Regions from separate parts of the Homo sapiens genome. Here region 2 is linked to region 1. Evidence: read pairs that join two places in POLR2A ChIA-PET (ENCODE). Cell type or tissue: HepG2. All regions are shown on one strand. Links, peaks and the distances in the headings refer to the core of each region. The heading gives the core; the rest is flanking DNA.

Region 1 (15,032 bases), core at 3,983-11,982:
CCTCTGTATGTGTATGTAGGTGTGTGTGTTTGTGTGTGCGTGTGCTTGTGTCTGTGTGTGTGTGTGAGTGTGTGTGTGGTTAAGCCTCTTAACTGATTCTGTTGGGCCCAGCTATTCATGCACCTATCCATTCATGCATTCATTTCTTTATGTGCTAATCCATTCATACATGCATTTATTCAACACATTTACTTAACAAAGACCATGTGCCTGTCTAGGCTTTAGAACCCGAGGATGAAAAAGCAATCAAGACATACAGAAACGTAGACCGGGCGCGGTGGCTCACGCCTGTAATCTCAGCACTTCGGGAGGCCGAGGGGGGGCAGATTAACAGGTCAGGAGTTCGAGACCAGCCTGGCCAACATGGTGAAACCCCATCTCTACTAAAAATACAAAAATTAGCCAGGTGTAGTGGCACGTGCCTGTGGTCCCAGGTACTTGGGAGGCTGAGGCTGGAGAATCACTTGAACCCTGGAGGCGGAGATTGCAGTGAGCAGAGACCGTGCCATTGCACTCCAGCCTGAGTGACAGAGTGAGACTCCATCTCAAAAAAAAAAAATGCACAGAAACTCTCCTCTCATGGAGCGGACAGGAGTATCAGGTGGGGAGTTAGACTAGGAAAAATAAATGAATACACACGTTCTTTTGTTGTTGTTGTTTTGAGACAGGGTCTCACTCTGTCACCCAGGCTGGGGTACAGCGGCACGATCTCGGCTCACTGCAACCTCCACCTCCTGGGTTCAAGCAATTCTCCTGCCTCAGCCTCCTGAGTAGCTGGGATTACAGGTATGTGCCACCATGCCTGGCTAATTTTTGTAATTTGAGTAGTGATGGGGTTTCACCACGTTGCCCAGGCTGGTCTCAAACTCCCGGCCTCAAGCGATCTGCCCCGGCCTCCCAAAGTGCTGGGATTCCACGTGCGAGCCACCGTGCCCCGCTGAATAAACATGTTCTATAAAGCCATGTGGTATAAACTATTGGCAACATAAATCAGTAGGCTAGTGGGACCACATGGAATGGGGGTCCTCTTCCAGACAGGGTGAGAAGACAGGTGTCTTCTGTTTGCCCTTCCAGATCCCTCTGCACCCCTCTTTGCTCTGGAGTGCCTCAAGGTGCACCGCATTTAGAAGCCCACACGTCCCCAAGGTGGATGCCAGGAACTCACTTTCTATGGCTCTCTTGCCAAAGGAGAGCTTGGGTGCAGGGGTGACAGCTGTGCTTGAGAAACAGCAAGGAGGTCTGCAGTGTAGATGCAGGAACTGAGGTTCAGACAGACACGGTGGCTTGTCTGAAACCATGCAGCCGGGGAGCAAAGGATCCCAAACCCAGGTCTACTGGGTTCCCCAGCTTGAGCTCTTCTTTAGTTCACGGCCCTTGTTAAGGATGAATGCCACTGAGCTGAAATGAAGGAACAGAAAAGTCCCGACATTCCGACAACATCACACAGCAAGTCAGCAGCTTCGCACACTGAGGCCCAGTTTAGTGTTTACCAATCATCAACAGCAATCCCAGCCTGGGCTCAGCATTTGATAAGCATGGGCTTGTTGTGTGATTGCAACAACCCTGCAAAGCAGGATGAGCAAACCAGGGTTCAGAGAAGCCAAGATACTTGCTTGAGGTCACACAGAAAAGAAGTCAGGATACAAATCTGTGTTTGTTTCCCAAACCTTTGTTCTTTGGACACCCCGACAAGAAGACGCATTGAGGATGAATGGGCATATATCTGACTCTGAGCAACCTGGGGTCAGGGTCCACATCTGAAATTTCGTTCAACTTCCAGACCAAACCCAAGGGCACTAAATATGGCAGGCCCTCCATAAAATATCACATAAACGCTGCAAGAGAGCACGGCCAACTTACAGGGTTTTGCTTAAGAAGTTCAGAGCCTCCGAGACCCGTCTTTCTCACATTTTTTTTTCTTTTAAATATCTCTCATAGAAACTCTAGCTGAGTCATTCTCTGGCCTCATTTTAGCTGTTCTAAAATGATTTTAGCTCTTCTAAAATGGTGGCTTTTGTGTGGGGGGGGTAGAAAGCAATATTTCCCACGTTCACGACCTGGACTGTAGTATTTATCTATCCAGCCTTTCATTCACCCATCTGCCATCCATCCACCCACCTGCACTTCCATCCGCCCATTCTATTCATTTACTCTGTCCAACCTTCCATTCATTCCTCCATTGATCCATCAGTTTCAACTCCATCCATCCATCCATCCATCCATCCATCCATCCATCCATCCATCCAGTAAGTACCTACCAAGCATCTCTTTTGTACCAGGTCCAGTGCTAGACTCAGAGGAGCTAGAAATAAATAAGGCTTGGTCCTTGACCTCATAGTGCTCCCAGTCCAGGAGGAGAGGCAGATATGATGGATGGTAGGAAGGCCTTGTTTGTTTATTCCACACATGTTTCATGGTGCCACTGATGTGTCAAGCAGTGTTAGACACTGAGGAGCAAAGATAAAAGAGACAAGGTCCTTGGGACCCCATCCTAGTAAGAAAGACAGAGGTCAGCATGCACTAAGGCAGGAAGCGCTTGTTCAATAATCCTTTGTTCATTCACTGCATGTTTGCTGATGACCCTCATAGGCCAGATCTGGGCTCTGGGGACACCAAGATAGAAAAGACTTGGCCTTAAGCACTTGGAGCACAGTCCAGTGGAAGAAACTGTCCAGTAGAGAATTTCAGCCAAGCATGATATGAGATGCAATTAGGGTGAGAACAGGAGTCCAGAGATGCCAGGAAAGTGGCCAAGGCAGCTTTCTGGAGGGTGTAAGGCCTGGTCTGAGCCTAAAGGATGTGGTGGGGTCCACTCCATTGGGTCCCCTCCCCTGGCTTCCTGCAGAACATGAAGGTCAGACTCAGGGGCTCCAAGGACACCCCTCCCACCCAGCCAGCCAGCCCTTTAGAGGGTCGGGTGGGAGATGGACGGAGCGACCAGGGCGCAAACCCTTTCTCAGGTCAGTGCCCTGGGAAGCTGGCCGGCCAAACCTTGGAGACTGTCCCACAGTGACCAAGGTCCATGGGTGACATTGAGGTTGTTTGTGCAAAAGTGCTCCATTTTTCTAGGCAGTCTTGTTCATAGAAAAAAACAAATAAACCAACCCAGCTCTGTTGACATGACTTATGGTGGGGTGTGGAGGGGGATGAGAACTGCTACCACGCCGGGCACCCTAGAGACATCGGTGCCTGTAGGGGTGGCGGGAGAAGGGCAGAGGCTGGAGACGTGGCAGGGGCCAGATCTTGCAGAGCCTCCTAGGTCTTGACAGGACTTGGGGTCTGATTTGAAAGGCAATGGGGAACATTTGAACTGCTTCAAATGGGTTAAAAAATATGATTCAAAACCTCCAGAGGGCTAATGGTTAATTCATTTGCTCATGCATCCATTCATTCATTCAACCAATACTGAAGCACCTACTCTGTGCCAGGCACTGTTCCAGGTGCTGGGAAGACAAGGGTGAATGCAGCAGACTCAGATCCTGCCTTCTTCGGACCAGAGGCCACGCAGACCCTAAATCAAATAATCACACGATGAAGTCCAAACAGTTGTAAGCCATACCAGGGAAGGATTCTCCAAGGAGCTGACACATAGCAGCTGGCTTAATCCTTCCTTCAACCAACATTTATTGAGCACCTACTATGAGTCAGGCACTGGGCTGAGTGCAGGGATGCAGGGCGAGCCAGACCGATCCAGACCCTGCCCTCGAGGAGCTGCCATTCCAGTGGAGGAGGCGAACCTATCAATGAACCACAAAGTATGAGGGAGGTGTAATCAGGGTACATAGAGGGGCTGTGGGGGCAAGGAGGGCTTCCTGGAGGAAGGGAGATAAGGAGGAGTTAGTTAGGTGAGGGATTGTGCATGGAGGTGAGGGGGGAAGGAAAACGAGGTCTCTTAGGACCTGCTGGGCTGGTGGCAGGATGGGGGCTGTTGGGAGAAGATGCTGCAGCCTTGGGAGGTCAAGATGCATTGGGTGGAGATGCAAGGTTACAAACCCTGCCCTCGAGACAGCTTTGGAGGGCAGATGGCACCTGCAGGGCCCTCCTGTCTCTGTCTTTCTCTCCAGCTCTGTCTCTCCATCTCTGTCTCCTCTTTCTCTGTCTTTCTGTCTCTTCTTTCTCTGTCTTTCTCTGTCCGTCTGTCGCCTCTGTCTCCTCTTTCTCTGTCTTTCTTGTCTCCTCTTTCTCCTCTGTCCATCTGTCACCTCTTTCTCTGTCTCTTCTTTCTCTGTCTCTGTCTCCTCATCGTTTCTCTCAGGCTGCTCCCTGACTTTCTTTCCTCTGCTCCGGTCATCTTTGCAAGATATCAGTAAGAGACAAGAATACGAGGAAAAACCCTGGGCCGGTGGGCAGAGAGCAAGGTCGGGGCACAAGGACAGCTGGGCGCAGGGACAGGCAGTGACTGAATGTTCTGTTTTGGAAAGACAGCTCTGGTCAGGGGCGAAGGTGGCTGACCACGAAACCCGATAACCTGGCCAAACTCTGCTCTAGCCAGTCCTCTGGCTGGCAGCTGTGACCTGGTGGATGCTGCCCAGAATTTTCCTAGAGGGAGGGGGAAGAAGGGGGAAAATGGTCTGTGGGCAGCTTCTTCTCTGTCAAGTGGGACTCACAGGAAGAAATGGAAATAAGTGAATTCTTAAGGGAGACCTCAGTGTGGTTCAGAATAGGAAAGCCCTGCTTGTCTGTTCGTGGTTTGCTAGGTTTTCACAATCCAATAAGTGCTCCCCGTGTGCCAGACTCTGTGCCTGGGATGACATTGCCAACCCTCTCCTGCAGGGTGTTGTGATTTAAGACCATGGACTCTGGAGCCAGACTGCCTGAGTTTGAATCCTGGCTTTGCAAATTACTTGTGACTTTGCACAAGTTACTTAACCTCTTTCTTTTTTCTTTTTCATTTATTTATTTATTTATTTACTTTTTTTTTTTCTTTTTTGAGACTGAGTCTTGCTCTGTCGCCCATGCTAGAGTGCAGTGGCACAATCTCAGCTCACTGCAACCTCCGCCTCCCGGGTTCAAGTGATTCTCCTGCCTCAGCCTCCCGAGTAGCTGGGACTACAGAAGCCTGCCACCATGCCCAGCTAATTTTTGTATTTTTAGTAGAGACAGGATTTTGCCATGTTGGTTGGTCAGGCTGGTCTTGAACTCCTGATCTCAGGTGATCCACCTGCCTTGGCCTCCCAAAGTACTGGGATTATAGGCATGAGCCACCGCACCTGGCCAACCTCTTTCTTTTTTTTAAATTTTACTTTGAGACAAGGCTGGAATGCAGTGGCACAATCACAGCTCACTGCAGCCTTGACCTCCTGGGCTCAAGCAATCCTCCCACTTCAGCGTCCCAAGCAGCTGGGACTATAGGTATGATCCAGCACACCCAGCTAATTTTTTGTTTTTTGTAGAGATGGGGGTCTTGCTATGTTCCCCAGGCTGGTCTCGAACACCTGGCCTCCCAAAGTGCTGGGACTACAAGCCTAAGCCACTGCTCCTGCCCCTTAACCTCTTTCTTTATGGGTAAAATGGGAAGGAAATATCATCTCTCCCACACATTTGAGGTAGATACTAATATTAGTTAATATATGTGAAGTGTCTGGAATAACGCATGGCATGTAATAAATGCTCCACAAAACACAAGCTGTTATTAGTTTAGTTCTGCAATTAGTTCTGTGAATGCTGAGGAGGCAGAGGGAGTGAAATTCAAATGCTAGCTCCATCCCTTCTTAGCTCTAGGACCTTGGTGAAATCTCGTAGCTTCTCTAGGTGTCCGTTTTTCTTACCTGTTAAGCAAAGATGATCTTAGTACTCGCCTTGCCAGGTGGTTGAGAGGGTCTATGTCTTTGTAAAGTGCATGGGTGCATGGAAATAATTCACTTTATGGGGGAAGAAAATAAGTCCCAAAGAAGTTTATTTCTTTATTTCCATACGTCCAGCAGGCCCTGAGCACCTCCTGTGTGCCAGGTCCCCAGAATGCCTACAACAAGCTGGGGCCTGTGCTCTTTCTGTCCTGGAAGACAGCAGAGGGCAAGGTGGAGATAGTGCATGCCCCCTTGGCGCTCACCTTTAGTCCTGACCAGCTCTGTGAGATGGGGTGGCAGGTATGACCACCCCGTGTCACAGAGATGGAAACTGAGATCCAGAGAAGTGAAGAAGCTGCCAGGACACAAGGTTCATGTGCACCTGCTCCTCTGAGCGGCTTCTCTGAACTTCTGTAACAACCCCACCACTGTCTATCTCATCAAAGCCACCTAGGGCCTCCATCTTTCTCACCCTCCACTCTGTGTTCCTATCTCGGTCTCTCCAGCACCTGGCCCAGAGCTGGCCTCAGACATGTTGATTGTGCCAGACAAAATCTACGAGCCCTGAGAGCGGGAATCCGTGCAGCTGTGCAATGTGTCACTTCTCCTGTCCTCCTTCTGCTTCCAGCAAGAAGAAAATGCAGTGCGGCCATTGACCCCTGAGCACCCCCCTCACCACCAAGGCAGGAAGCGGGTGACAAGCACAGGCAGTGTGGAGGAGGGGACAGAATGGGGTCTGGAGTCCCAGAGTTCCACATTCTCAGTCCTGGCTGTAACTGTGGACATGGCTTTTCCCCTCTCTGAGCCTTGGTTTTCTTATCTGTAGAATGGGTACAATCCTTGTGATACCCCTTCTGTTGATATGCAGAATAGAGGAAGCCTGGGTATAGAACTAGGCACAGGAGAGGTACTCAGAAAACGGCAACTGTTTCTTTTATGTGGAAGGGGTGGCTGAAGCCCTCTCCCCTCACCCAATCTCTCAAGCCCAGTTTGACTCCTCATAGCCAAGGGTGAGATAGTAAGTGTAGTGGTTAACAGCATGAGGCCTAGGCCTGACTGCCTGGGATCATATCCTGCCTCTACCACTTGGAGCTGTGTGATCCTGGACAAGTGACTTAACCTCTCTGGGCCTTTTTTCTCCATTTATGAAATAAGTGTAATAAGAGTCCCCAGCTCCTGGAACTGCTGTGATGATCAGATGAGTTCACAAAGTTTAAGTAAAGGGCTAGGATCCTGCCAGGCACATGAGTGCTATAGAAGCGTTTGTTGCTCTTCAGGAATCGAGGGGAGGAGGGACCTGGTGGCTCCTGCAAAATTTACAAGGGACTCAGGGACAGGGATGGGAAGGAGGAGCTGGAGAAGAATCCTGATGTGAATCAGCAGGGAATTTCATAAAGCAAAGCCCACTGTATTGAGGATGACCTTCACACAGGATCCGGTGCCCCCCGGGGAAGGGCCGCCGCCTCACTCCCATCCTTCCCAGAGCCCAGCTTGGTGCTTGGTCATCTCTGTAAGGCAGAAGCTCCATCCTTCCGGCTGCTCTATCTGGAACCTTGGAGCCATCCTTGGCTTTTATTTTTAGATTTTAAGTTCCGGGGTACATATGCAGGCCGTGCAGGTTTGTCACATAGGTGAACATGTGCCATCGCGGTTTGCTGCACCCATCAACCCATCCCCTAGCTATTAAGCTCGGCAAGCATTCGCTATTTATCATGATGCTCTCCCTCCCCACCCCCACAACAGGCCCCAGTGTTGTTCCCCTCCCTGTGTCCATGTGTTCTCATCGTTCAGCTCCCACTTATAAGTGAGAACATGCAGTGTTTGGTTTTCTGTTCCTGTGTTAGCAGAAACCCAAACATCCTTGGCTTCTTGATTTCTATTGATCGCATCTAGTCCAGCAGCATATGCCCCAGCAGCTCCACCTTAGAACAGATCAGGAGTCCAAGATCCGTTCTCCCCGCCTCTTCACCTCCACAGCCACCCCTTGGGCCCATTCACCATTCTCTTCTGCATGAACCACTGCAGTCACCCTGACTGTCCCCTTCCCCCTGGCTCCTGACAGCCCATCCTCTACACCCAGCTGGAGAGATTCTTTCAGAAACGAAGTCAGACTGTGCCCTCTTCTGTTCAGAACCCTCCATGGCTCTCACCTACCCCAGAGGAAAGCTAAGTCTTTCCTTCGACGTGCAAGGTTCTATGGGCGCTGCCCTTCACCCCTCTGAACTCACTTCCTCCCACGCTGCCCCTCACTCATTCTGCTGCAGCCACACTGGCCTCTTCTCTGCCATCCTCGCTCATGCCAGGCACGGTCCGGCCTCGGGCCTTTGCACTTGCTGTTTCCTCTACCAAGAATGCCCTTCCTCTGGAAATCCCCATTGCCCAATCCCTCATCTCTTTCAAGCCGTACTCAAATATTTGCTCAGTGAGACCTTTCCTGCCCTGCACCCCCACTCCCTATTTAGATTTATTCCTCTCTGATGTTCCCCTCCTCCTTCCCCGGCTTATTTTTCTCCTTAGTACTCACTGCCATTGGAAACATGATCTATTTAATTTACCTGTGAAGGCTGATGCCCCCTTCCTCCCCCATTCCGTAATGTCAGCTCCACGCTGACGGGGACATGTGTGTTCTATTCACTGTTGCATCCTAATACATTCAGGTGATGGATGATACGAGTCTAGTGTGTTACCTTGGACACTGATGGAGGCAAGACTGTTAGGGTGAGGGTGGAAGCAGGAGACCAGGAAGGAGGCTCCTGCAGGGGTCAGGTGAGAGAGGTGGGGCTGGGCCAGGGCAGGGAGGGGCGGCTGTGTTTGGATGGAGCAGCAAGCACCAGGTGTGGGGGTGAGAGAAAAAGAGGAGTTGAGGATGATGCCCTGGTATCCGCCCTGAGCATCTGGAAGGATGGGCTGCCCTTGACGGAGACAAGCTGTGGTGGGAGAGCGGGTTTCGATCCTGGACAAGTTCCATGGGAGCTGCCTCCTGAGGCTTGCTAAGGCCAAACGCTGTGCCAGGGACTCGGGAACAGCGGCGTGACACAGAGCCTGCCTTCTTGTCACTCTTGTCTCATGGATTGGCATGGCAGCATTGCCACTTGCTGGGAAACACTGAGCCAGTGGCACCACTCCTGAGCCTCAGTTTCCCCATCTGGATGACAGTCCCTCCCTCCCAAGGCCTGTGTGCAGCTCCATGAGCTCATGCCTCTGACGTGCCTGGCATCCAGTGGGCGCTCCAGCAGAGCTTGTTCCTTCCCTGTCCAGCCCCCATGCTGGCTGTCCCCCAGGAGACTGTGCTGGGAGCGTTATTTTTAAGCCTGGCTCCAGCGGGCTGGGCCATGGTTCTGAAGGCCGTGGGGAGACCACAGTGCTAGCAGCATCCCGGCTTTCTTGATGCCAGGAGACCGCGGCGTGGAAACATCAGAGGAGGCCGCCCTGTGTCCATGCCCTGCCTGGTAACCCTTTATGTGAAATTATGTCATGTCACCCCATGCTGTTTATAAACATCTCTGACCTTTCCCAAGCAGGGCTGTGGGGGAGGGGGCTGCACCTACTCCTCCCACTCCCCACCCCCGCACGCCAGGACCTGCTAGTGACCCCTCCCATTAGCCCACATCACACAGAGCAAAGTGGGTGCACTGGCCTCCAGCCAGCGTTGGCCTGGTTGTTTCAACACCTCCAAGCACCTCGCAGCTGACCAGCCCTGGGGTATTTTTAAACCCTGGCCTCGGCCAACCTCTTTGTCACATTCCGGTCGGGGCTTGAGTTTAGTGCGTGCCCCAATTCGGATAGCTGGGTGGGGGCTGGCATTCACTGGACAACAAACATTTCATCTAGTTCCAGAACCTGTGGACCTACTATGTACCAGGAGTGGGGACCCCGGGGGGCTCCCTCACAGAGCCTGTCCCCAAGGTGCTCACTGTCTGGCAGGGACACTGTGACGGGCCCACACTGTGACAAGTGCTAAGATGGAGGCGAAGATGGCAGTTGCAACTTAAATATCCGCAGGCCCAGCAGGTTACGTGAACGAATGAAGTGGGCGTGGTGTGAGACTGCGGGTAGGGGTGGGGCCTGCGGAAACTGGCGAGCCCATGCCCAGTCTGAAGGGGCTGGCTGCGCGCCCCTCCGCTCCAGCCTCTGTTGTCATAAGGGAGTCGGGTCCAGAGCTTCTGATTTTCCAGGAGAAGCTACACATCTAGGTTTATGTGAGATTTCATAAAAAAAAAAAACAAAACCCTTGACTTTTAAACGTTGGCAATAAATTTTGTAAAAATGTCCAAAACATTCTGAGAGCCAAATGACACCTGCTTGTGGGCTGGACTCAGCCCATGAAGTCAAGTTGAGGCAAACAGTTTGTGCTCTCTGATGCAAACAGGTGCACTATAAAATAGTCAACAAATGCGGCCTGAACACCTACCCTGAGCTCCTTCTACTGTTCCAGGCCCCAGGAAACGGCCGGGAACAATGTGGAAACATCCTTGCCCTCGTGTCGCTTTCAACCAGTGGGGTTGCTGGCACCACCTCCTACTGGCTCACGAATTCTGCAAGCTAGTTGTCACACACAGCCATCGCTAAGAATTAAATTGCACGAACTTCCAGTTAAATAAGTTACAACAAAAACAAAGGTAACAACTGCTCACAGATCACCACTTTCTCACCATTTCACTGTTCTCTGTGTTGTTGAAGTGATTGACGTCTGTTGTGTTGTATCATATCATATGCCATATCCCACGGTGGAAATAGTACAACAAGTTCTTCCCAATGCCATGCTCAGTAAGTCACACTGGTAGCTCCAAATGGACCATGGTGGGACTATTTACACCACCGAAATGGATACATGTAAAAATCAGGGCTCCCCCTTGTTGAGAAGGTGTCATTAAACATTTAGCAGTAAACCAGATTTTTTTTTCTTTTTTCTTTCTTTCTTTTTTTTTTTTTTGAGATGGAGCCTCAGTCTTGTGGCCCAGGCTGGACTGCAATGGCGCCGTCTCAGCTCACTGCAACCTTCGCCTCAGGGTTCAAGCGATTCTCCTCCCTTAGCCTCCCGAGTAGCTGGGATTATAGGCACAAGCCACAAAGCCTGGCTAATTATTTGTATTTTTAGTAGAGACGGGGTTTCGCCATGTTGGCCAGGCTGGTCTCGAACTCCTGACCTCAGGTGATCCACCCGCCTCGGCCTCCCAAAGTGCTGGTATTAGGCGTGAGCCACTGCGCCCAGCTGGTTTGTCTTTTGAAATATTTCCTCTGACTGTGTGGATTGAGTGGAGCAAAGCTGGAAGCCAGGAGACCAGGGAGGAGGAGCTCACTGCCACGGTTCAGGTGGGCAAGGACAGTGGCAAGCCTGCACCTCGGTGGTAGCTGTGAAAGTGGCAACAAGGGCATGGATTTGGGATGTATTTGGCAGTCAAGTCAGCAAGATTTGGGATGTGTGGGGTGAGGGAAACAGGAACCAAGGGGCCACCAGGACCTGGTCTGAACAGGGCAGCACTGTTTCCTGAGCTGGGAAGACAGGTGGGCAGGGCTGGGGTTTCAGGAGGGAAATAAATGGAGTATTCCGCTTTGTGAAGTTAGGGGCCTGCGTGAAACCTACATGGAGGTGTCAGCTCACCAGCTGGGCTTTGTAGTCTAGAGTACAACGTAGTTCTGGAAGCAATGTCCCTCTGTCGCAGTGGCAACCCCAAGTAGGGGGCTGGGGGGATTCTGGGAGGGCCTCACAGTGTAGGAGTCCTGAAGTACCAGGAGAAGAAGCACGTGGTAAGAGAACCATGGAGGAAAGGTGGTCCAGGAGGAGGGCACAGCAGGGCCAAAGGCCTGGAAGCAGGGCAAAGCACGTTCTTTTTGGAGGGGATCCAGTGGTGGGAAAGAAGGCTACAAAGGCAGAGGATAGATCACAAAAGGCTGCTTCTTTCAGCCAAAGGAGGCTGCAATGTACCCTCAGGGCACTGCGTTGAATTGTAAGCAGGTGCAGGCCAGGAGGGCACTTTACCAAGGAAACACTGCATTGACTTTGGGCCTTGAGGTGCCCCGGCATGCGAGCCTCTGCCCTCCCCTGCCCGCCAGGCCCCCAGCACCCACCCCAGCATACACAGCATAGCGGCCTCCAAGTTAGCCCAGAGCCTTTGCCAACCCAGCCAGTTTCTTGCAGATTTCTTGCCGATGAACCAGGAAAACAAAATAACCCCAATGGCAGGAAGAAGGGTCAAGGGAATATTCAGGGATGTTGGTGTCTGAATTTCCATCAACAGGAAGGCCCAGGAGGTTACCTTCTGGGACAGGGGGTGACTGAGGGGTGCACGATACGGCGTGGACTTAGGTGTTGACGGGGTCTTTGTAACCAGTCCTTGTGGGAGGGAAAGGAGGGCGTGAGGCACAGCTCTGCAGCCTGGCCCTGTCCTCTCTTAGGGCCGGAGTTCAAAGGCGGGTTTTTCTGCCACGCATCCAGCGGGTTTTTCTGCCACACATCTGCTGGGTGATATCGGGCAAATCATTCCTCTTTGTGAACTGTTTTCTTATCTGTAAAAGGGAACGATAATGGCACCTGTAAGTGCATCATTCACCTTCCCCCAGGAATCGTTGGGGGGGGTGAAGTGAGATTTTTTAAAATGTCAATAATTTAGCCCACTGCCTCACACCTGCTAAACTCCCAATAAATGTCAGCTGTCAATCATTATTTGCAAAGTTATTATTCATTATTGAGTACTTACTGTATGCCAGGCTTTGAGCTGTGGGGGCTATCTAATTCAAGCTTCATTCCCTCCCCGTGAGTAAGGATTGTTATTATTTCACAGGCAGGGAAACGGAGCTTCCAGGAGTTGGCCTGGCTTGCCCACGGTAAATTTGCTAGCAGAGGACACAGCGGGGGTTTGAACTCAAGTCTAACCTCAAAACCTGTTGTCATACTCATTCTGTGTTCTGCCTGCCTATGAATTAATCAGGCTCCAGAATTTTGGGAAATAGTTGTAGTCTGTGTGACCCCCCCCCAAAATCTATCCACACTCGTGGGGACCCTTGCTCTTCCTGGAGCCAGCCAGCTCAGGCTACACCCTTGACATGGGGTGTAGCAGATGGTTGCTGTCCCAAGGCAGCCAAGGGCCTGGAGAAGCAGAACCACCCTGGGCCAGCCTGGGGCCTTCCTCTTGAATCAGGAGTCCAGCTGGGCACCCGTGTCCCATCAATAAACGTGCCCAAAAATAGCTTGCTGGGCCCCACCAGGGCAGGAGGACCAGGACGTCCTGTTCCCGCAGGCTCTGGCCAGAGACTGACCGTGTACTTGGCCTTCCTGGTCAGAGGCTGCTGGAAGGGAGGGCAGAGCTCACCCTGCCCGGGGCCTTGTGGGAGTGAGCTGTGCCCCTGGGCACCGACACCCCCGACCTCAGACATTGTGGAGCTTCTGAAATGTGCTGCTGGCGAGGCAGATGACTGTATGTGGAGCTGGGCCAACATCTTAGTAGACAGGCTGCCGGGGAGAGAAGGAGCACAGGCTCTGGAGTCTGACAGGTGTGGGTTTGAATCCCAGTTCGGACATTTCATAGCTGTGTGACTTTAGGCAAGTCCTTCTCTCTGAGCCTTGGTTTTTCTCACCTGAAAAATAGGGGAAAACCTTTCATAAGGTTATTATTGTGATTCAGGGAGTTTATGTGTACAAAGAATAGTTTGTAGACTTTGCCGGTTTCTTTATGATCGTCTCCACTCCCCACCCGCAAGATGTTAAGCCCAGCAGGGAGTGCAAGGACCTTTGTCTGTTATTTCTGAAGATCTCCAATGCACACAAGATGTGTTCAGGCTACTTGCTGAATGAATAAATGAATGAAAGTATCAGGCACATAGCAAGTGCTCAAAAACTCTCAGCAATTCGTATTGTTAACGTGCTTGAAAAAGAGGAACTTGGGCATTGAGAGTGACTGACAAATCGTATTGGTGAAGATGAGGAAGGAGCTCAAGGGAGCGGGGGAAGGACACGTGTCATACACAAAAGGACAGGAGGGACACGGAGAGCAAACACCGGGCAGAGGGCTAAGCTGCCTGAAGCTGGGAACCCCAGGGAGTGTAGACGCCGGCCTGGATCCCGGGTCTGGGATGGCAGACATGAAACTTCTTGGGAAGACATCCCTCCCCACAGGCAGGGGGTCCTCACTGGTCTCACACGGGTTGTCCCCATGAACTTGTGGGAGCTTCACGGCTTCTGCATCTGAGGAGCTGATTGGAAGGGGAGGTGGCGTGCAGGCTGACAACGCGATGCTTCGTATTCATCATAATCACAGCAACAAGACCGACTCACACCAATGCAGCCCTTCCCGATGCCAGGCGCTGACCTTCACACGCAGTGACGCGTCGCATCCTCAGAACCACCCCAGGAGGTACCCTGCTATCCTATTCCCATTTTACAGATGCGGACACTGAGGCTCAGAAAAGCGGTGAAGTTTGCCCAAGGTCACACAGTAAGTGGCCGAGCCCAGGCCGACCTCTTGACGTTTCCACTCTCTCCAGCACTCCAGCCACCTGTGACCACATCCACCTCTCCAAGCACACGGGCTTCCTCTCACCGGGGCCTTCCTGGGCGGATCCTCCTTGCGGCACTCAGCTCAGCTGTTCAAGGATGCCAGCGTCAGCTTCCTTGGGCTTCTCCTCAGATGGCCCTGCCTCAGGGAGCTTCCCCCGACCTCCCCCTGCCCCCAGGCCCCTGCCGTCCCTCACTGGGCTGTGACAGCCTAGGCACTCATCTGTTTCCACAATCTTTTATTGTTGTTGTTGTTGTTTTGAGACAGAGTCTTGCTCTGTCGCCCAGGCTGGAGTGCAATGGCGCGATCTCAACTCACTGCAACCTCCGCCTCCCAGGTGCAAGTGATTCCTGAGTAGCTGGGATTACAGGCGCCCACTGCCACGCCCGGCTAATTTTGTATTTTTAGTAGAGACAGGGTTTCGCCATGTTGGCCAGGCTGATCTCGAACTCGTGACCTCAGGTGATCCGCCTGCCTCGGCCTCCCAAAGTGCTGGGATTACAGGCGTGAGCCACCACACCCGGCCTGTCTCCACCATCTTAAGTACAGTGGAGGGGTCTGCATTTTTTCTGGAAACCAGGTGTCCGGCAGAGAGTGGGCACTGCTGGAAACTGTTTTGCAAAATAAACACACTTGTGGGTACAAACTGTGTACCAGGAGGAGCCACGACCCTCAGATCTCTCGGGTCCAGGATTGTACCCAGGACAGGCAGTGTATGGAGGGGAGGCCATGATCACTGAGTCTCTGGCCACTC
Region 2 (15,032 bases), core at 4,186-12,185, 94 kb after region 1:
AAAAAAGGCAAACTTGTATAGGAACAGAAAACAGATAAGATGTAAAATTCAAAAACATGTGAAACTCATCTGTGGTGATACAAGTCGGGATCGTGGTGGCCCTAGAGGGAACATGAGTGGAGGGGAGAAAGGGCAGCTGTGGGGGTGGGGATGTCCAGTCTGCTCACTGGGGTGCCGATTACAGGTTTGGGACCAGCTGGACACCTCATTCATATGTGCTGCAGCTCTATAGGACATTTTGAAAAGTCTAGCTAGATACAATTGTGTGCCTGAGACATGAATGAGCCTGACACCTGCTCTCCTTTTCACAAAGGGAGACTAGCAATTATTTGGTCTTCGAGGCAAGTTAGCACCACACAGAGACTCTTCTGGATATAAAGGAAAGACTGTAAAGAATTTGCAGAGAGAATAACTCTCGCTATGTGACCCGAGGTGATTTTATGCTTTGCCTGTGCAGCCTATAAAATAATCTTGTGTGGTCCCCATGATGCACATCAACCAGGAGATGCTGGAGAGTCTGAGACAGCGTGCTGGCAGCACTCTGCCGGGGGAAGGACACGGAGGTGTCCAGGCTCGGCTCCAAAAGCAGACAAGCCTGCACTGCGCTGGAGCAGGTGAGAAGTAGCTGGGTTCCACCGTGCCCTTTTCGTCTGTGTCCCTTGCCACCCAACACGAGCTCAGCACACAGTTGATCTTCACTAACTAGTCACCCCTCCAAGCTTTTGCAATGGTTGTTCCCTCTGCTAAAGATACCCCCTTCTCCCACCTTGACCACCCGACTAACTCTTAAGCTCAGCTCCCAGGTGCCTCCTCCTCCTTCTTCTTGGTACATGAGTGCCCCGCTTGGCATTCGCTTAGGGGTGTCTATACACACTATTTCCTCTGCCTGGAGTATCTTCTTCCATGGGGCAGGGGTCAGTCAGCACCTTCTGTATGCAAGGGACAGAAAGCCAGTCCCAACTGTTTTCAGCCAAAAATGGGAAAGACAGTGGCTCACATAACTAGAAAGTTGAAGGTGCCTAATTTCAGGTACAGTGGGATCCAGGAGTTCAAAGCCTGTCCAGCTCTGTGCTGCTTCCTGTCAGGCAGGCTTTTCCCTTGTTTTGTCCTCTTCTTCTCTAAGCGTTCACTTGCTCACTGTCCATCCAATGGAAAATGGCATCTCCTTCACAAATCATGGCCAACCCTGAAGTCCCAAGATCAAGTTTCATTGGGCAGGCTCAGTCATGTGCCCATCCCTGGACCAATCACTAGAGCAAGACCCGGTCACATGTCCACCCCTGGAGACAGAGGCCTCTGGGCACCCCCAGCCTCATGGACTGAGAAAAGGGAAGAGGGGGTTCTTCAGTAGGAAGTCGAGGTGCTGTTACCTGAAAATGGGAGATAGATGCTGACTTGTCCACACACCCGCACCTTCTCCCAGCAAACTCTAGCTCGTCTCTGCACATTGTATGACCTCAGGCCAACCCCTTCCCCTCTCTGGGTCTTATGTTCCTCCTCCGGAAAATGGGCAGGAGGCCGTTTGAATTCCAACATTCCAGAATTCTGGGACAGCTTCCAGGACTGGAGTCAGCTCCCTAGATCCCAGGAACGTTCCAGCACTTCTGGGGACGGAAGTGGAGCATCAGCCAGAGCCCTCCCCGGCCCCCGGCCTGGGAACATGTTTAGAAGATGACAACTGGGCTCCCTTTGGCCGAAATTCCACTCCCGTGGGGGCCTTGCCAAGGAAAATAAGCCCAAGAACCAGGCATTAAAGGTGAGCATACTTGAGCATTTTAAGATGACAAATTATTTACACAGGTGTGGGAACCAGCCCCTCGCACCCTGCTTTCTTTTTCTCCCTCCCCTTTCCAAATTCTTTCCCCCAAGGGTGCTGACAGACATGCCAAGGGAGGGGGTGGTTGGTCGTGGAGATCTGCCCAGAGTAAGTCCACAAACCCAGGGCAAAGTAGGAGGACAGAGAAGCCGGAAAGAGGGTGTCTGCGTGGCGGAGGCTGGTCCTTGCTCACCTGCCTTCTTGCTCTCTACCCCATTGCCTGGGGAGGTACTGAGGCTAGGGTCCCAGGGATTTCACTGCTACCCGAGTCCTTGAAGAAACTCATGCCCAGGCCATCCTTTGTCCACAAGGGAGAATAAGGGACCAGAGAGGTGAAAAGCAATCCCCAGGGTCACACAGCCAGTTAGCTGAACTTGGGGCTAGCAGGGGAAGAGGTAGAGGAAGCAATTGTTTCTTACTCACCTAGTGTGTGCCTGACACTGTGCTGAGCTCTGGGAACACATTGTGAATGAAACAGACAAAATCCCCTGCCCTCATGGAGCTGAAAAAGATATAAACAAGATAAATAGCAAGATACCTCCAGAAGTGCTTGAAGAAGAGTAAGACGGGGTGAAGAGGTGGCAGCGGTGCTGTCTAGGTTGGGGAGGTAACATTTGAGCCAAGAAAGATGAGAATGAGCCGGCCATGGGGAGATTGGAAGGAAGGACATTCCAGGCATCTGGCACTGCACATGCAAAGGCCCTGAGGTGGGAAAGGGCTTGTTGTGTTCAAGGAACTGTCAAGGGGCCAGTGTGGCTGCAGCAAGAAGGAAAGGCAATGACTGAGGGGTAGATTCAGGTCAACAAACCCAAGGGGTAGGTATAATCATTCTGTGTTACCAAGGAGGAAACTGAAGCCCAGAGAGGGGCAGTGACTTGTCCAGGGTCACAGAGCAGAGCCAGATTCCAGTACTTTTCATTGGCTCCAAACCCACATTCCTGCGCTTTCGTGAGGTGAGAGGATGGGAGCAGGCGCTGCGAGGGCCTTCCAGGTCTCCAGCCTGCAGCTCAACTCCAAAGATGAGAAGCATCTGGGCTAACTGGTGCTTCCTGTGGGAAGAAAGCAGAGATTGATTGAGCTGCTGAGTCACAGGGGAACAACAGGCTAGGCTCCCAGGCTGCAATGGGTTCTGCCTCAGTTTACCTACCTGTAATAAACGTGTTTCATCACACGTCTGCCTCCAGTGCTGACTTCAGAAGGGTGCTGTGAGGGTTAATTACTGCCTGGCAGCTCCAGGAGCCTTGATGAAAGGTGGCGGGAAGTGGGCGCTATTAACCTGGGCAGGTAATTACCCACGGCCTGAGGGAGGGTGCAGAGGGGTCCTAGCCTGAGTCACTTCTGGTTCTCATTCAACCCCAGGCCAGCCTCTTTCCAGGTGGGTAGGGCCCAGTGTGCCCAAACATCTGGCCATCGTTCTGGCCCCAAACCCCTCAGCACCGGGCAGGGCTGAAGCTAGGAGTGGTCACAAGCCACACAGTCCCAGGGTTGAAATCCCATCTCTGCCGCTCCTCTGGCCAGAAGACCTGGACAACACTCCTCACCTCTTGGGCCTGTTTCTTCATCTACATAGTAGTGTCTTAGTCTGTTTTGTGTTGCTATAACAGAGTACTACAGCCTGGGTAATTTACAAAGAACAGAGATGTATTTCTAACAGTCCTGGAGGCCGGAGAGCCGAAGATGGAGGGGCTCACTCAAGCAAGGGCCTTCTTGCTGTCATCCCATGGCGAGGGCATCCCATGGCAAGAGGTGGCACGTGAGACAGCAAGGAATGGCCGAACTCACTTTCATGACAAATCCACTCTCTCCATCATGAAGCCACTCCTGCAATAATGATACTAATCCATTCATAAGGGCAGAGCTCTCAGGACCCAACCACCTCTTAAAGGCCCACATGACCTTTGGGAGACACGCTGAGACCCTGGCGGTGCGGGGTGAGGACGTGGCCCCTCCCCAGGGCACTGTGGTTGTTTCTCACACATATGCCAGATACTGCGCCTCGCAGCCACTTCGTCCCCATTGCCTCAGTTTGAGGCCAAAAGTGACACATCAGGCCACAGCCACCTACCCCGTCAGCCATCTCAGCCTCCGTGACCTGAAGGGAAATGATGAAAGACTTTTCTAGAAATAAATGATTTTTAAAACATCCCAGGAAATCATCCCTGGCTGCCGCTGGGCCCCCAGGAGGGAGGGCAGGCCTCTTATTCCCCCTGCCCCAATCCCCACTTGGGCGCCAGAACCAGGCTCTGACTGCCCCCTGTCCCTGGAAGCCCACCCCTTCCCTCTTCCTCACTCTTGTGGCTCCTGGGTCTTGATGCCACCCCCGTCTCCCCCACCCCATACGTGCACACACACACATGCACACACACGCAGATGCACACACATGCACACACGCACATACACACGCCTGAGCTCTCCGTCCAGCTATGAACGCACAGCCTGGTCCCCAGTGAGCCCCGATGTTTTCCTTCTTCCAGGGTTCAGGGGACAGATACTAAGGCCAGAGCTCCCTTCCTCCTTTTACTCCCTCCCTGAGGCAACATGGTGCCCATCTCACAGGTGGGCACACTGAGACTCCGAGATGCAGATGCCCACACTCTGAGCGGCTGAGAGGCAGGGAGGGTCACATCCTCCGGGAGGGGCAGGGGAGTCCCAGCGGCAGCCTGAGCAAAGGGCAGGGGCGGGGAGCCTGGCCCTCCGTGGGGTTCCTGGGAATGAGGCTTTCTACTGTGAGCAGGCAGCTCCGGGGCCTTGGGACCCCGGATGGGAAGAAGCTGGGCCCTTGTCAGGTGGCTGCCCCTACAGGTAGAAGTCAGGCACCAGGTGGCCACTTTCAGGAAGAGCCTGGCATTAGGAGAGCTGCTCCAGGGTGGGGGCCCCACTAAGCTCACCTCCCACCCCTCTGCCCCTCACTCACTCCCTCTGCTCCAGCCACACTGCCCTTGCTGAGCCTTCAACAAGAGGATCCCACAGCCTGGCCTTAGCACCTGCGGTTCCCTCTGCCTGGAGCACCGTTTCCCACCCCCTGCCTTTGCACGTGGGCTTCTCCTCTTTGTTGGGGCTTCTGTTCAAATGTCACCCCATCAGAGGGGACCTCCCAGGCTCTCTCCATCGCACCTTCTGCTTTATTTCCTTTGGAGCCCTGCTCACTTACTGAAATGACCTCAAATGTCTGATTCTCCTCAGCTAGAATACAGGCTCCACGAGAACAGAGGGCTTTTAAATGTCTTTCTGTTTTGTCCACTGCTGTATCTCCAGGACCTGGTAGCAGGCACGGAACACAGTGGTGCTCAATAAATGTTTGCTGATGTACTGAAGAAGTTTTGAAAAGATAAGATGTAATTTGTATCACAGCGGGAGGGGTGGGTGTTTCAGGGGAGACGTCCTCCAAAGAACTGGATGATTTCTCCAGGGTCTTAAAGCGTGTCATGACCAGCTCGACGTCACAACAATAATAATAATATTTATTGGGCGCTTCCTGCGGTAAGCACTGTACACAGATCTTCTCAGAGTCCTTCCAGCCACCTGTGAGGTCAGGGCTGTGATTATCCCCACTTTCCAGATAAGGAAACCGTAACTTAGAGTTACAGTTAGGGACTGCTCCAGGTCACCAGTGATTTGGTGGCAGGCCGTGGTTGAATACAAGGCCACTTCGACCCCTCTCCCACCACCCTGGCCTGCCCCTATCCCTCCAGAGCCTGAAGGTTCCCTGGAAACCACACGGTCCCTTGATCCCTGGCACAGCCAAGGGAGGTTGTGTGTCTCGCCCATCACCCCCTAGCTGGTCAGGGGCCCAGAGGGGATGATCCCTGGCTGCCGGTGGGCCCCTGGGAGGGAGGGCAGGCTTGGCAGCTGTCCTGTCCCGGGGACGCCAGGCAGCCGGGAGTTTCTCTCCCCGGACTTACTGTACATGATTCAGCGCCAGCCCCAGTTGTGAAATCTGGGAATCTTGTGGGCAAGGCTGGGCCTGGGGGATGGCCGTCTGGGAAGAGGAGGCCGGGAAGGGGTTAAGGGGGGTGGCGGGGGGAGGAGGGGGCAGGCGCCAGGCCAGACCAGCAGAGAGCGCACAGTTAGCACTGGGCCGGCTGCCTGTGGCGGGTGTCTGACATCACAGCTGCGTCAGCCCAGCCAGCCCCAGCCCCCTACTTCCTCCTCTCCCTGGGCAGCATCCTCCGCCACCTCCCCAGCCTCACTGTCCTGTCCTGAAAACAAGCAGCATCCAGTTCCCTCCTGGAAGGAGGCAGGGTGGTCAGGAAGAGGGACTTTGCATACAGGAGGGACTTAATAAATGATAGCCGTGATGTCTTGGAGCCAGACCATAATCCTGTGAGCTAGACAGGGCAGGTAGGAAGCTATCACACTTATTTTAGGAAAGAAGAGACTCAGGGTCTGAGAAGGGAAGGGACTTGCCCAAGGTCACCCAGCTGCAGAGTCATAATGACTTGAAGTGTAAATAAGGATCGTGTTGATCTTCCTCCACTCTTCATTAGAAGGACTAGAAGGACATGTGTCTCTTGGTGCCTGGTTGGGCTTCAGTGAATGTCCCAAGGCCTGGAATTTTCTTCCTCATCTCGTTAATTTGTTAAGTCAGATTAAACCAAACGAGCATTTGTCTGACTAGAGGAATAACAAAGGATTTCATAGGGACTATTCATATATCAGTGATGACTTATGGTAGTGAATAAAATAAATTCTGCATTTGAAATGTTTTTCTTAAGAAATTACAGACTGAGGCCAGGCGCGGTGGCTCACGCCTGTAATCCCAGCACTTTGGGAGGCCGAGGCGGGCAGATCACTTGAGGTCAGGAGTTTTAAGACCAGCCTGGCCAACATGGTGAAACCCCGTCTCCACTACAAATACAAAAATTAGCCGCCCATGGTGGCGCACGCCTGTAGTCCCAGCTACCTGGGAGGCTGAGGTGGGAGAATCGCTTGAACCTGGGAGGCAGAGGTTGCAGTGAGCCAAGATCTTGCCACCACACTCCAGCCTGGGCAACAGAGCGAGACCCTATCTCAAACAAACAAACAAACAAAAATCACAGAGTACCTACTCTGCTCCAGGCTCATTTACATGCGTCAGGCTCAGTCCTCATGGCAACTCTTCGAAGGTGGGACTATTACCCCATCTCACAGAGGAGAAAACTGAGGCACAGTGAAGCAAGTGATGCCTGAGGCCACAAAGCCAGGAAATGACAGTGGTGATAATAATAATAATAATAATAATAATAAAAAAAATGCTAGTTGGCCTTGATAAGCTGCTTCCTCCACGCACTGAGCATGGTATTTATAGGAGCACACTGGCTTCTTTGAGCTTCCCAGGAGGAGAGCACTCTTACTGTCCCCATGTCACAGGTGAGAAACCAAGGCCCAGCTGGGTTACATTACTTGCCCAGATCACACAGCTAGGAAGTGACAGAGCTGGGATTTGAAACCAGGCTGTCTGGCCTCTGTCCGTGCTCAAGCACAGTGCTGGGGCTGGACACACTGTAGGTGCTCAGGTCACTCAGGGGTGACTGAACTGGAGATGCTCAGGGCTTCAGAGGGCACCCCTCCTGCAAGCTACCCCTAGCATCAGCTCAGGGCCACCCTGAGCTGGCCTGTCGTGGCTGGGCAAGGAAGTGCAGTTATGTCTTCCCCAGGATGCCATTATTCCCACAGTTGCCACAGCCCTTGGGTGCACAGAACCACCATGAGGAGCTCCAGGATCCTCCCCATTTTACAGAGCAGAAAAGCCAAGGCCCAGAGAGGGTGGGTGACTTGCCCAAGGTCACACAGCATGGTCGTGTGGGCTACAGCCCCACTCCCAGCTCCTGAGCCTGCCCTCAGCTGCGGAGGCCATGGAGGATGAATTCCAGGAAGAAGAGGGGAGCCGAAACCTGGCCCTCCCTGACCCTCCCCAGGAACAGCCTTTCCTCTATTCCTTCCTTTTCTATCTCCTAGCTTGTGGGACTCAGCCTTACATGAACTGGGTCACAAAGGGGGACAGGAAGGGCATTCCTGGCAGAGGAAACAGCACGGGCAAAGGTGGACCGCATGTGGAGCAGGGAAGGAAGGATATCTGGTTGGGATGCTGTGGAGAGTGAGGAGCCGGGGCAGGGAGCAGCTAGAGTCAGGTAAGCGGGCCTTGAATGTCACGCTAAGGAGTTTGAGCTTTGTCCAGAGGCGATGGGAAGTCAGGAAGGCTTTAGAGCGGGGAAGGACCAGGATCACTAAACAGAGGGTGGACTATTGCCATCACCTCCCCACTATCCCCCCTGCCTCTGTCCTGGCCCTGGCCCCTCCAGCCCATTCTCCACTGCAGCCAGAGGGATCCATGAAAACTGAAGTCAGACCACGTCCCTTCTATGCTCAGAACCCTCCATGACTCCCATGTCCTGCAGAGAAAAAGCCAAAGTCCTTTAACAGCCCACGTGGCCCTGCAGGATCCGCCCCCCACGGCCTCTTGGCCCTCACGTCCTCCTAGTCTCTCTCCCTCGCTCACCCTGTTCCACACACTGGCCTCTTTGCTACACCCCAAACACAACAGCCACAGCCCCCACTCAGGGCCTGTGCACCGTTCCCACTGCCTGGAACACTCTCCCCTCCCCGCGGCTCCCTCCCTCACCTCCTACAGATCGTTGTCAGCTGTCACCTGCTCACCAGGCTGTTCCTGCCCCGCCCATTGAAATCCCATCTCCTTTTCCTGCTTCATTTCTCTCCCTAGCATGGATCTTCTCAAATGCAATATGCAACTTATTTATCTTGTGTATTGCCTGCTCTCTCCACAAGTGTGAACTCCACGGGGGCAGAGACCTTTGACCGTCCTATGTCCTGCCATGTCCCCAGCGCCTGACCCACAGGAATTGCCCAATAAATATTTGTTCGGTGAATGGATTCTTTTTTTGGCAGAATAACTTGGTGAGGACCTTCCCTGGGGATGCAGATGGAGAAGCGACCTGCCCAGGGTCACCCAGCTCACAAGTGGCAACCTCATCTGGCCCCAAAGTCTGTGATTTTTGCCTCCATTCCAGGCTGCCCTTCTAGGCATTAGGCCCCACATCAGCCACTGTACCACTGCATATGCCCACGAGGCTGCAAGCTGGGGTCTGTCCTTAGTTCTATCTTAAGCTAGAGGCTCAGAGAGGTGAGGTGACGTGCCCAAGGTCACACAGCAACTTACAGTGTGAGTTCGGCTCTTTCTGCCTCTGTATTTTGGGTACTGTCTTTAAAGCGGCTCTGCCTCTCCCTCCTCCTTTCCTCTTTCCAACCAATGTGTTTGCGGCTGGAACATCAGGCCTGTTGTGCGTGGCCTTGACATACACCATGTCCCGGGCCTGGCCCCGCCTACCACCCTGGCTGGGCCACGAGCACAGCGCCTGGTTCCACATGCCTCAGGGATGAGCCGCAGAGAGTGTGACCAGGCCCAGCTGACACATCTCAGAGCACATGTGGGTCTGCCTCCCACAGGCCCAGCCGGCCCCCCAACACCAGCCAAGTCTCAGCCCGTCATCGTCCCCCGGGGGTGGTGCTGGGCCTTGTGGGGCAGAAGGAAAGGTAAACCATGACCCTGAGGAGCTCAGAGACTGGGGTTCTTGGGAAGCCAATTCAGGCCTAGAACCAGGGCCAAAGTCTGGGTGGTTTTAGAGGAAAAAGAGACTGGCTCTGGGGTTGAAAACTGTGTCACCAGGGACCAGGCAGGAATTTAAAATGAGCAGAGTGGGCTGGGGTAAGATGATAAATAGCTACTATTCCTTGGCCTCAGCATCAGAGAGACAAGAGGGAGTGGTGGGGACTGGGGCACATGCCTTGTCTGAAGACAGTCACCTCTCAGCTCCGGTTGATGGTGGTCCCTAGAGAACAGGGCCCAATATGATCGGATGCTCCGTGCCCTGATTTTCCAGAGGGAATCAAAACACAGGTTTTTATGTAGTACCCACAGATTCTTAAATATTGGCTTCATTCATTTAAAAATTCTATGTGGGCTGAGGAAAGCCCCACAGGCTTGGGCGCCAGATTGGGCCCCTGAGGCCTCCAGTTTGCAGCCTCTGTTCGCTGCAGCTGAATGGAGCAGGCAGAGAAGGAGCAAATCTCAGCCTGACCCCGAGTCAGGAGCTATGGGTTGGGACGGTGGCCAGGACCCAGCTCCAGCAGCTCCAAGGGACGTGGAGAAGTTTTCTGTCATCTGGTCCCCTCCTCCACTCCATGGAGATGATTCCCCCGCCCGCCAGCTCCAGCAGGCTGGGGGGTGAAAGGGAGCCTGGGCGGGAGCCGAGGTCTCCTTTCTCACATGGGACACAGCTGTGGATGTTTTTCAGGCGGATCCTAATTTCTCTCTCCCCATCCCCCGTGGCTCTGCCACACCAGGAAGTGGGTGACTCTCTGTGTCCCAAGTTGTCCCCCAAAAGTCCGCTCCATGCTCCAAGCTACCTGCTTCCACAAGCACAACTTTGAAGCTTCACCATGTCCCTTATAACCAATTTTCAGATGAAACAGGCTCAGGGAGGGAAAACATCTGGCCCAGGCCCCTGCAATCAACACACAGAGGAGCTGGACTTAAACCCAGGCCTCACGCACTTGACCACTGGGCCCTCATCCTGTCTCTTCCTGGTAGAACCCAGCCCACCCTCCAAGTCTTGCTCCAGCGCTTCCTCCTGGCTTATTGAACAAGCAGCCAGGCCCTTGGCCCACTGCCAGGTATTCAGACATGAACAGATAGTGTGTCTCAGGCTCCCCTGTGCTATTTGTTGAATGAATATTTCACTCATTTTCTCCAAAGTCGTGGGTGGTTGTCCATATCCAATCTGTTGTCTCAGCCTCTGACCACATGTCTGTACACTTCCCCGATGCCTCCTCCTGGATGGCCCCCAGGCATCCTCCAAATCAGTATGCCCAAAGCAAGTTCAGCAACTTCCCCCAAACTGTCCCTCTGCCTGTCTCCCTTCTTTTGGAAGGCTGCACAACTGTTCAGCGTCCAAAGCCAGAAACATGAGCATCATCCATAAAGCCTCCCGCCGCCATGCCTCCAACCCAATTGGTCACCAAAGCCTGGGAGTCTCGTCCTCAACCTCCCTCAAATCCATCCACCCTCCCCTCCTCTGAGGCTGCCATGCCAGGTCAATCTCATCACCTCTCACTCAGGTGGCTGCAATTCCTTGCCACCTCGCTACTTTCCCTGCAACGATACTTCCTCTCCCTCAAATTCAGCCTCCTGCAGGAGCCTGAAAGACACCTACTATTTTCTGCTGTTTACTATCAGAAGCTCCCCATTATTTTCAAAGGAAGTGTAGCACCTTGGCCAGCCTTAAAGCCTCTGACCTCTCCCTTACAATTTGTATGTTCCAGCCAGCCCGAACTACCCACTTCTCCACGATGTCTTTTCTGATCTCTGAACCTTTGCATAGGCTGTTCCTTTTTTTTTTTTTTTTTTTTTTGAGATTGGGTCTCACTCTGTTGCCCAGGCTGGAGTGCAATGGCACGATCTTGGCTAACTGCAACCTCCACCTCCCGGGTTCAAGAGATTCTCCTGCCTCAACCTCTCGAATAGCTGGGAGTACAGGCATGCACCACCACAGCCCAGCTAATTTTTTTATTTTTAGTAGAGATGGGGTTTCACCATGTTGGCCAGGCTGATCTCAAACTCGTGACCTCAGGTGATCTGCCCGCCTCGGCCTCCCAAAGTGCTGGGATTACAGGTGTGAGCCACTGTGCCCAGCCGTGCACGGGCTATTCCTTCTGCCTGGTGTGTTCTTCCCACTCAACTCTTTGTCTGACTACTCCATATATGCCCTTCAGGATTCAGTTTACATGTCATGAGCTTCGTAAACCTTCTCTGACCCCCTAAGTCTGGTTTAGGTACCTGCTGAGGTCCTACAGTGCTCCCCGCCTCCCACCATGTGTGAGTCAAACTACAGTTATGGCAACCAGAAACCCTTCCAAATTTTGTGTTTGTTTTGGATTTTAGAGACAGCATTCCTTCCAGGCATTTTAAGCAGAAAGGATCCAACACAGGGAATTGAACACTCACAACATTGCTAGAAGGGCTGGAGAGGCACCAGCACCACACAGCAGAACTGGACCTTCAGGAGAGCTGCCAGCCACTCAGGATGGTGGGGAATCAGGAGGCCACAGAGGAGCTGTAGACTTTGAGAACGTATCACAGCACCATCCAGCCATCTGGAGATGAGGAAGCCACCACCACCACCCCTACCTCTAGACTCCCCAAGAGTGGTAACCGGACGCCAAGGTTGCTGCAAGAAAATCCATCCCATGACCATGCTCACCAGCAGAAAGAGAGCCCAGGAAAAAACAAGGCGGCCCCCACTTCCTGACTCTCACAGGAAGGCATCTGCCTGGCGGGACCTGCAGAGCGTTCAGAGCCCCTGCTGCAAAGAAGGCTGGGGAATGCGGCGTGTAGCCTTCCAGTCTCTGCAGCCTCTTGCTAGAAAGAGATATTAATAGGAATGGATGCTGAGGATCAGATGACCCTGAACATGAGGTCTTAGGATTCCCTATCTCAGCCCCAACACCCTGTGCGAATGGAAACCTCTGCTTACTTGTCTGTGTTCCCTGATGGACTGCGGACACTTCAAAAGGCCAGGATGATGCCTTGGATATCTCGGGCTCAGCAGCATCTTGCATAGGCCCAGTGCAAGACAACAGTAGTCATGCAAGAAGAAAAAGAAGAACTGACATTTATTGAGCATTTACTATGCACTGAGCACTGGGCTACATGTTTTACATACCTGTTGACATATTCACAACCCAATAGGGTAGGCATTATTGCTGTCCCTATTTATACATGAAGAAGAGAAGGTCTATAGAGGTGAAGTAAGTTTCCCAAGGTCACCCAGCCAGTACATATCAGAGATGAGATTAAAAATGCAATCTGTCTGACTTCAAGCTCCAAACACTTGCCACTTATGAGAGGCACCTTTATCTTCTCCCAGGCATCCAGAAAGGTCACAGCAATGTTGTGCAATGAATGAATGAATACATAAGTGTCTTCTCCTTTAGGAAACTACCTGTCCCCATCTCAGCTGCCTTCCCTCCACTGGGCCTGGGTTCCTCTCCAAGATCAGGGCTCAGAGAGTAAAAATAATACATAAGACTGCACTGGGATTCCTCACCTTGGGTCTGTAGGTGGCTCTTAGGCTCCATGACCACCACTCCCATAAAGTTGCTAACATTTTGTGTCTATATGCAATTTTCTGGAGATTTGACTCAAAGTTTTCACTAAGCTTTCAAACTTCAAAAACTTGATACTGCTGCATCAGGGAGGAACACAGGAATTTTCCTGCCTCCTGACCTCAGTTCCGATCTTATGACATAGCATGCATTCACCTGTATATCCATCCAACTTACCTATCCATCCATTCATTCTCTCATCCACCATCCATGTACTCCTCCATCCTATTTCCCCATCCACTCATCCACCCATTCATCTATTCATCCACCAATCAATCTAACCATCCATCCATCTTTCCATCCATCCATCCACCTATCCATCCATCTATTCTCTTATCCACCCTCCTACCCACCAATCTATTCATTTATCTACCCATCCATTCGCCTATCCGTCCACCCACTCATCCATCCATCTATCCACCTACCCATCCATCTATCCACCTACCCATCCATCTATTCTATTATCCACCCTCCCACCCACCAATCCATTCATTTTTCTACCTATCCATTCTCCTATCCATCCATCCATCCATCCATCCTACCCATCCATCTATTCTATTATCCACCCTCCTACCCACCAATCCATTCATTTATCTACCTATCCATTCTCCTATCCACCCACCCACCCATCCATTCATCTATCCATTTACCCATTCTTCTGTCCACTCACTCATCCATCCACCCACTCTTTCATCTATCCATCCAACCATTTGCCCATCCATACACCCACCCATTCACTCATGGAATCACCAATCCATCTACCCATTTATCCCTTTATCTGTTTATTCATCTAGCCATCTATTAAGTCATCCATCACTTTATGTATTAATTCATTCATTTAATTATATATTTATCTATTCATTCATCCATCAGTAATTCACAGTATTCAACAATGAAATCACCCGCTCCATCCATCACACAATTTAAAATCCAGCACTTGTTTATTTATTCAACCATCCATCATCCATCTCTCCATTTATCCACTAATTTCTTCATTCATGTGTTCACTCATCCATTAATTCAATTGTTAATTATCTCATTCATTGATTCATCTATTCTTTCATTGATCTATTTCTTCATCCATTTTATCCATTCATAAACAGTTCCCTTATCTCCACACATGTACCCAGCCATTAAATTATCCATTTGACTATCCACCCATCCATCAAGTCATCACTCATCTTTTCACCCATTAAATGCTCCATCCACCCATTCTGTTCTCTATACCAGAACCAAGAAGTGAATCACGGCTGGCCCTGCCCTTGAGAAGCTCACAATCAAGTGATGGAAACAGACAGCTACAACCCAAGATGGAAAATATTCAGAAGTCAAAGGGAGCTCCAGGCAGGTGCCTTCACAGAAGGGGACTCAGGTCCTTCTAGGGATTCAGAGAAGGCTCCTTGGAGGAAGCAGCATCCAAACAGGACTCATGAAGTCAGAAAAACAGTGAACAAACTCCCTTAGATATCCCAGAGGGTAACTCACAGGACCTAACCACCTAGATGCTCATTGAGCTCTTTGGAGCATCCAAGACTGAGAACACCTGTGGCAAATGTTCACCCAGGAATTCCCAAACCCAATGGCTAATGGAACACTTTCCCCCTTGTCACTCCTATTAGTACCCCCAGAGACTCTGTGTCCCTCAGATCTGTGTCCTCAAAATGGATAAATGATAAAATAGATTTGGGAAATGCTAGTCTGGTCCAAACTTCTTGTTTCCACAAAGAAGAAAACAAAGTTCCACAAAACATCTCTGACCTCAAAAATTGTGTTCATCTGTAGATAAGATGCAATGCACAATATATGCCCAAAGACTCCACGTTTTTTTTCTTCAGACGGAGTCTTGCTCTGTCAGCAGGCTGGAGTGCAGTGGTGCGATCTCGGCTCACTGCAACCTCCGCCTCCCGGGGTCAAGAGATTCTCCTGCCTCAGCCTCCCAAGTATCTGGAACTACAGGTGCGTGCCACTATGCCCAGTTAATTTTTTGTATTTTAGTAGAGACGGGGTTTCACCATGTTGGCCAGGATGGTCTCGATCTCCTGACCTCGTGATCTGC

What was found. ChIA-PET counts read pairs that join two places held together with the same protein. Peaks named below come from ENCODE experiments on the same cell type or tissue, not always from the same donor. Only the 100,000 strongest peaks of a DNase experiment are listed, where the experiment ranks them.
Region 2: POLR2A ChIA-PET joins it to region 1 with 78 read pairs; 4 of 35 experiments call an interaction of 5 or more read pairs at or near these places.

The regions. Positions count from the first base shown.
Region 1 is chr20:50,393,465-50,408,496 of GRCh38, reverse strand. No RefSeq gene overlaps it. Among named protein-coding and RNA genes, the nearest start is that of LINC01271, 80 kb to the right of the region's middle. In HepG2, for the core only: a CTCF peak has its summit at 7,894 (motif pointing left); DNase peaks (open chromatin) are centred at 8,276 and 9,276; H3K4me3 peaks cover 1,156 bases.
Region 2 is chr20:50,299,638-50,314,669 of GRCh38, reverse strand. It overlaps LINC01270 (long intergenic non-protein coding RNA 1270), which reads right to left. Exons shown (of 5, transcript NR_034124.1): 3 at 2,656-2,865; 4 at 2,240-2,318; 5 at 1-1,370. LINC01271 (long intergenic non-protein coding RNA 1271) reads left to right here. Exons shown (of 3, transcript NR_109950.1): 2 at 314-1,756; 3 at 3,421-3,959. Among named protein-coding and RNA genes, the nearest start is that of LINC01271, 14 kb to the left of the region's middle. RefSeq lists enhancers at 5,114-5,624, 5,625-6,136, 8,915-9,690 and a silencer at 8,324-8,618. In HepG2, for the core only: CTCF peaks have their summits at 4,636, 5,863 (motif pointing right) and 8,609; DNase peaks (open chromatin) are centred at 5,749, 8,589, 9,119, 10,459 and 3 weaker places; H3K4me3 peaks cover 2,352 bases.